Linked DNA regions of Homo sapiens: region 2 is linked to region 1. Evidence: chromatin loops called from intact Hi-C (ENCODE). Cell type or tissue: IMR-90. All regions are shown on one strand. Each heading gives the region's core, and the rest is flanking DNA. Links, peaks and the distances in the headings are about the cores only. Region 1 has its middle 280 kb from the start of LINC02398. Region 2 has its middle 120 kb from the start of LINC02398.

What was found. A loop is a pair of places that touch in the nucleus more often than their neighbours do. Peaks named below come from ENCODE experiments on the same cell type or tissue, not always from the same donor. Only the 100,000 strongest peaks of a DNase experiment are listed, where the experiment ranks them.
Region 2: a loop joins it to region 1, with 5 times the contacts of the local background. A loop is called at or near these places in 11 of 110 quality-filtered maps.

What each region holds. Positions count from the first base shown.
Region 1 is chr12:19,738,245-19,741,059 of GRCh38, forward strand. No RefSeq gene overlaps it. Among named protein-coding and RNA genes, the nearest start is that of LINC02398, 280 kb to the right of the region's middle. In IMR-90, for the core only: a CTCF peak has its summit at 1,153 (motif pointing right); a DNase peak (open chromatin) is centred at 1,177.
Region 2 is chr12:19,892,034-19,894,848 of GRCh38, forward strand. No RefSeq gene overlaps it. Among named protein-coding and RNA genes, the nearest start is that of LINC02398, 120 kb to the right of the region's middle. RefSeq lists an enhancer at 2,790-2,815. In IMR-90, for the core only: a CTCF peak has its summit at 1,662; no DNase peak of the experiment used is centred there.

The sequences.
Region 1 (2,815 bases), core at 15-2,514:
AAATATTCCAGTTGTTTCACACTCCTCCTTAGATGTCTTTTCAGCATTGCCCTATACAGTTATCCAACATTTCAGGCAATGGAGTAAATTTTCCTGAGATTACCTCAGACTTACTTGAATTAGTAATCTGATTGAATTTTATTTGTTTTATGTGAAACATTCCCTGAGCATCTCCATTGCTATAGGGGATCCTGTTGGAAGAGAATCTTCTCTGAAGGGGATTTTGCGGGTAAGAAAGGGTTAAAAAGACCGGCGCGGCGGCTCACGCCTGTAATCCCAGCACTTTGGGAGGCCGAGGCGGGCGGATCAGGAGGTCAGGAGATTGAGACCATCCTGGCTAACACGGTGAAACCCTGTCTCTACTAAAAATACAAAAAATTAGCCGGGCGTGGTGGTGGGCGCCTGTAGTCCCAGCTACTGGGGAGGCTGAGGCAGGAGAATGGCGTCAACCCGGGAGGCGGAGCTTGCAGTGAGCCGAGATCCCACCACTGCACTCCAGCCTGGGCGACAGGGCGAGGCTCCGTCTCAAAAAAAAAAAAAAAAAAAAAAAAAGAATAATAGTGCTCCTGGTAGCCCAGAAGTTAATACCACACTATCCCACAGAGGAGAGTCAGTTAGTGTTTCATTGTGGCCTTCATCTACCTATTGATGCCAGTGTGGAGGCATGAAGTTATGCTTAAATCTGATATATGATTTTCCAAGTTAACTGTGTGTTCTTTCTTTCTTAATTAAACCCCGTCTATAGAGTTACCATTCAGGTTTCTGCTATTAAACTGAGGGATCTTTTGATGATTGACACCATTTCCTGCTGTACAAACACTCCAAATATTCTAGTTTTCTCAGAAGCTTTTAAAGAAAGACACTATCTACTTACCTTTGGACCCAATAGATTTGTAGCTTTTCGATATGGTAAATATTGTAGGATATATTTAAATTAAGTACTTATTTAGTTTGTGGAGTAATATTTTGCTATACTCATATGCTTTGTGTATTTTGGACACTTGGAAAAATGATTATTGTATTTAAGCTCCACACATCAAGTTATTGAAAAGCTCAGGGTTTTCATCAAAGCAGAATGTAGGTAAGTTTCATAAGTATTTTACTGTATAAAGTTTTAAAGACACAATTAGACAATTTAGGCCAGCAGATGGCACTCTTACCTTTGTCCTCATTTGAAGAGATGTTTGAGGTTGTGGCAACTTCTCTCATAACTAGATCTCAGAAACTGTTGAAAATTGCATTTTCCTATTTTTATTTAAACACAGTTTTATAAAAAAGCAATAAAGTTATTTTTACGTTGATAGAGAAAAGTGGATGAATGGACAAAACCATTTCTATAGATAGTCTGTTCAATTATTTGTTAGCACGTGAAATAGTTAAGATCCATATGGATGAAAAATGCTCTTACTGCAAATGCGTTCTATATTGTATAAGTGTCTTTTCTTTCTTATTTATGAACTCAGAATCTTAATCTGATAAATCCAGCTGGATGAACAATAGAATGAGAACAATGCTCCTCTTGTCTTTTGTTTCTTGGATTTCATATAATAGCTTGAAATCATAGGATCTTAGTGCTATAAAGAGCCTTGGAGATCATTTAGTTGAACATGCAAACTTTTAGGTGAGGAAACCAAGGCCCACAGAGGTGAAATGACTTGTCCAATTTGAAGGTAGAAATACTGCTTTTAGTTAAAAGCAGAAAACAGGACTCACTGTCTTCAGAGCAAAGCTGCACAAGAACCTTATGCTTTATAATTGCATTTTGCTCCGTTATTCTCTGACGGAATGGAAGGCAAGGGAGCTTTGGCCACTTGACTTATTGGTGGAGATCGATAAATTTGTCATGTTTCTTCTGCTTTTGCTTTTTTTCATAAAACTGCACACAGCAGCTAAGAATTCAGAAATGCCCCTCAGATATATCTAAATATCCAAATCAGGCAAAAAACATATGGTAGGAATCTTTTTTCGTGGTAATTACAAATTTAAAGAGGGATACACACATTTTTAATAAAGTTTAATTTAATAAAAAAGGGGCATACCAAGACTAGGGTAATCTACATGTTGCAGATATAAAATGTCCGAACTCTGAACTAGTTAACTGAGTAGTTAGTTCATTTGCAGTGGAGATATTTGTGGAACCAGGGAACATTCATAAGCAGTACGGGATTAGTAGGATAGGGTATCCAGTTGGTGTTCAAGAATATCAGTATACAAAAAGCATCTCATTTCTTTATTGTTATGAATCAAATTAAATATGGGTTATTCCATTTTCCTGGCTAGCAGGCTAGCAGGACATCCAAACTCAAGTTTTTTTTTCTTTTTCTTTTCTTTTTTTTTTTTTAAGGAGAACTTCCCTACTTCACGCAGAATGGGAAAAGACCCAAGGGGCTTAAATAAACCAGAAAAATTGGACCAGGGCCTCCATTCTCTGCCTTTGTTGATAGTCACTGAGATGTTTGTTGTTTAAGCTTGTGTGGTCCTTTTGGAGGCATTTCTCTTTTACCATTCACCGCCTTCGTGGGGCATTGACACAGAACCTTCACGCTGTGCAGGGTTCTAGACATTCACACAGAAGCTCTGCTACTTCTTAGGTGCTGTGAAGGTGCGTGTCCTCTACTCCCAACCTACCACCACTGCTCCAGAGTCCACCATCCCCAGCTTCCAGTCTCTGGATATCTAGCTCACTTCAGGGTCTAGTGGGGCAAAACGCTCCAGGCCCTTTGGGACTCTATTGCTTAATTTGCTCCAACGGGTCTGAAGCCAAAAATGGTTCCTCTTCTCCTGGGGAATTCAGAACACAAAAGGAAGTCTGACA
Region 2 (2,815 bases), core at 192-2,691, 150 kb after region 1:
TATGCTTTGGTTGGAAGAGGAGGCTCTATAGAAATAGCAGCAATAAGAGATAACTGCCCAGAGTTTTCAGGTTGGGTGGAACTCAGATTTTACGACCGTAATTGAAAGAATTCCTAAGCCTCCCCTAGTGAAATTTTTCTGTTAGGCACTTGGAAGTAACTGGCAGTTTCAGGGAAGCAATTGAGAAGGAGGTATTTCCTTTGCTAAAAGGATAATAGTTCAGCTTATTCTTTCTCATAAATGGAAAAGAAGGACAAGAGCATTTGGATTATATATAATTTGCATGTTACAGTACATAAATTGGTCACTGCCTGATGTGCAGTGATTTTTCCCCAGTTTCAAATTCTTTGGGAATGTGTTTTTATTCCCTGTATTTTAAACATATGTTGTGAAAGGGATTAGTCATATTATTCTATGACTTTGCTTCCCTGCCAGGCAATAATTGGTAATTGTTCAAGGGTAGACAACAAACTTGAGCTAGTCTAGTCATAGACAGGGTTACAATTTATTATCCAAATGGGGTCATTTTTTCCTCAACTTTTTATTTTGAAAAATTTCAAGTATACCAGAAGTATCAAAAGAATAATACAATAAATACAATATGCTGAATTACCTAGATTCTACAACTGTTAACGTTTTGTGACATTTGTTCTATAGCTCTTTCTCTATCGATATGTCCTTTTTTCCAATTCATCTGAAAGCAAGGTGCAGACATTATTACACTTTTTCCTTAAATACTGCAGCGTGTATTATCTCACAGACACAAAGAATATTCTTCTTCATAAGCCCAGTATTGCCATCACACCCAGCTATTCCCCAAACATTCTTTGTAGGTGTTCCTCCACTTCCCAGGATTATGTATTTCATTCAGTTATTATGTTTTGTATTCTTTTTAAATCTCCTTTTCAATATCATTTATGCAACTGACATTTTTCAAGAATCCATGATGATGATATTAATCCAGAACGTCCCACAATCTGGGTTTTTCTAATTTCTTTCTTATAATTAGCTCCAGATTAAACATTTTGGCAAGAATGCTAAATAGGTAATGTTATGGAAACAGGCAAACTTTAGAGACTGGGAGGGTGCATTATTAGTCATTATGCTGAAACTACAGGTATAAACTGGAATGTTGGGCCATGCTAATCATAGAACCCCACCTACAGCCAAAATAGCTAGTCTGGGAATTGGCACAGGATCTAAAATGGGCCAATAGGAGTTCTATTTTTTTTAAATATTTTAAATTGATCTGAGGAAAAAGGACTCCTACAGATTGTTGCTAAGCTGTTTGTCTGAAGCTGGGAAAGATTTAGATGTAGGTAGAAAACACAGTAAGAGGGTCCTGATGGCATTTGTCCTTTCATTTCAGGTTCTCTCTTAAAATCAGGTTCACCTTTGTTCTTTTAATACAATTTATTGAACATTTATTATGTGCTAGACGATTTTTAAGTGCTTTGCATGTATTAAATCATGTAATCCTCCTAACACAGTTCCATGAGATGGTTTTTATACTGTCCCCATTTTAGAGATGCCAAGGAAGGAAAGCTTGATTTACTTGCCAAAGATTTCACAGCCAAAAGAAGATAATGGAACCAAAAGAAGAATCCATAGCACATGATCTTGATCACAGTGGTAGGGTTACACCAGAAGGGATGAGACTCCACCTACTGTTTACTCTTGTGCTTAAACTAGTCAGCTTGGATTTTTGTCTGCAATCCCAGAGTCCAGGTTAATACACTTATGACTTCCAGTCTTCAGATATGAATGGATAAAACCCCCTTCTCAGACCCTGTTTTTGCCTCTTTTAGACACAGGCCTTCATTATGATTAGGAGCGTGCTCTTAATTAGGAGTTTTCCAACAATTTGTTTGTAAGGCCCTACAGGATATTACTGTAAGGAGTACATTAATAATGAAAGAATTTTGACAAAGACAGGGTTGAAGCTTTGATAATAACTGTTTAGTCAAACCTATTAAAACATTGAGGACATCAATTAAGAGGAAATAATATTCTACACATTGAACCTCTTTCACTATATTATTATCTAAAAGCAAATTGTTTTAAGAGGCTCTATTCTTAATGTGTTGGAAGACTGTGTACTCAGTTTTAAAATACAAAACAGAAGTTAGTATGAAGGAAGTGGTCTTCTTGATGACAGGGACAGATGACAGGGTATTGTGAAATTTTAATATGTAGCATGATTGGTTGTAAATTGTTCCCACATAGCTGAAGTAATTTGCAAATAAGAGATGATGAGTCAGATCTTCCATGGGTATGGTAATACATGCCAGTGAATAAAATCTGAAGTTACATCGGTATGATTTAATTTTGAGTTACATTGCTGTCAATTCATGTATATCAATAGAATCACTCCAAGTTTTAGGACTCCAGGTATAAGTTTTAGGATGTGTGTGTGTGTGTGTGTGTGTGTGTGTGTGTGGTGGTGGGGGGCTTCCTGAGGCTAAAGTGCAGTGGTGCAATCACAGCTCATTGCAGCTTCAGGTGTTCACCCACTACACCCAGCTAATTTATTTTTTGTGAGGACAGTGGCTCGCTATGTTGCCCAGGCTGGTTTTGGACTCCTAGCCTCCAGCGATCCTCCCACTTCCGTCTCCCAAAGTGCTGGGATTTCAGGCACGAGCCACGGTTTCTGGCCTGATATTTATGTTTTTAAAGATGAAATATAAAACTAAGATATCGTCCAGAGGCATAAGTTCTATACCCATTTTTATACTAACCATCAGTATCTGAGTATTTTTCACAATAAATTTGGAATCAACATTTGACTAAGAAGATTAAAGAAGAGTCACATATA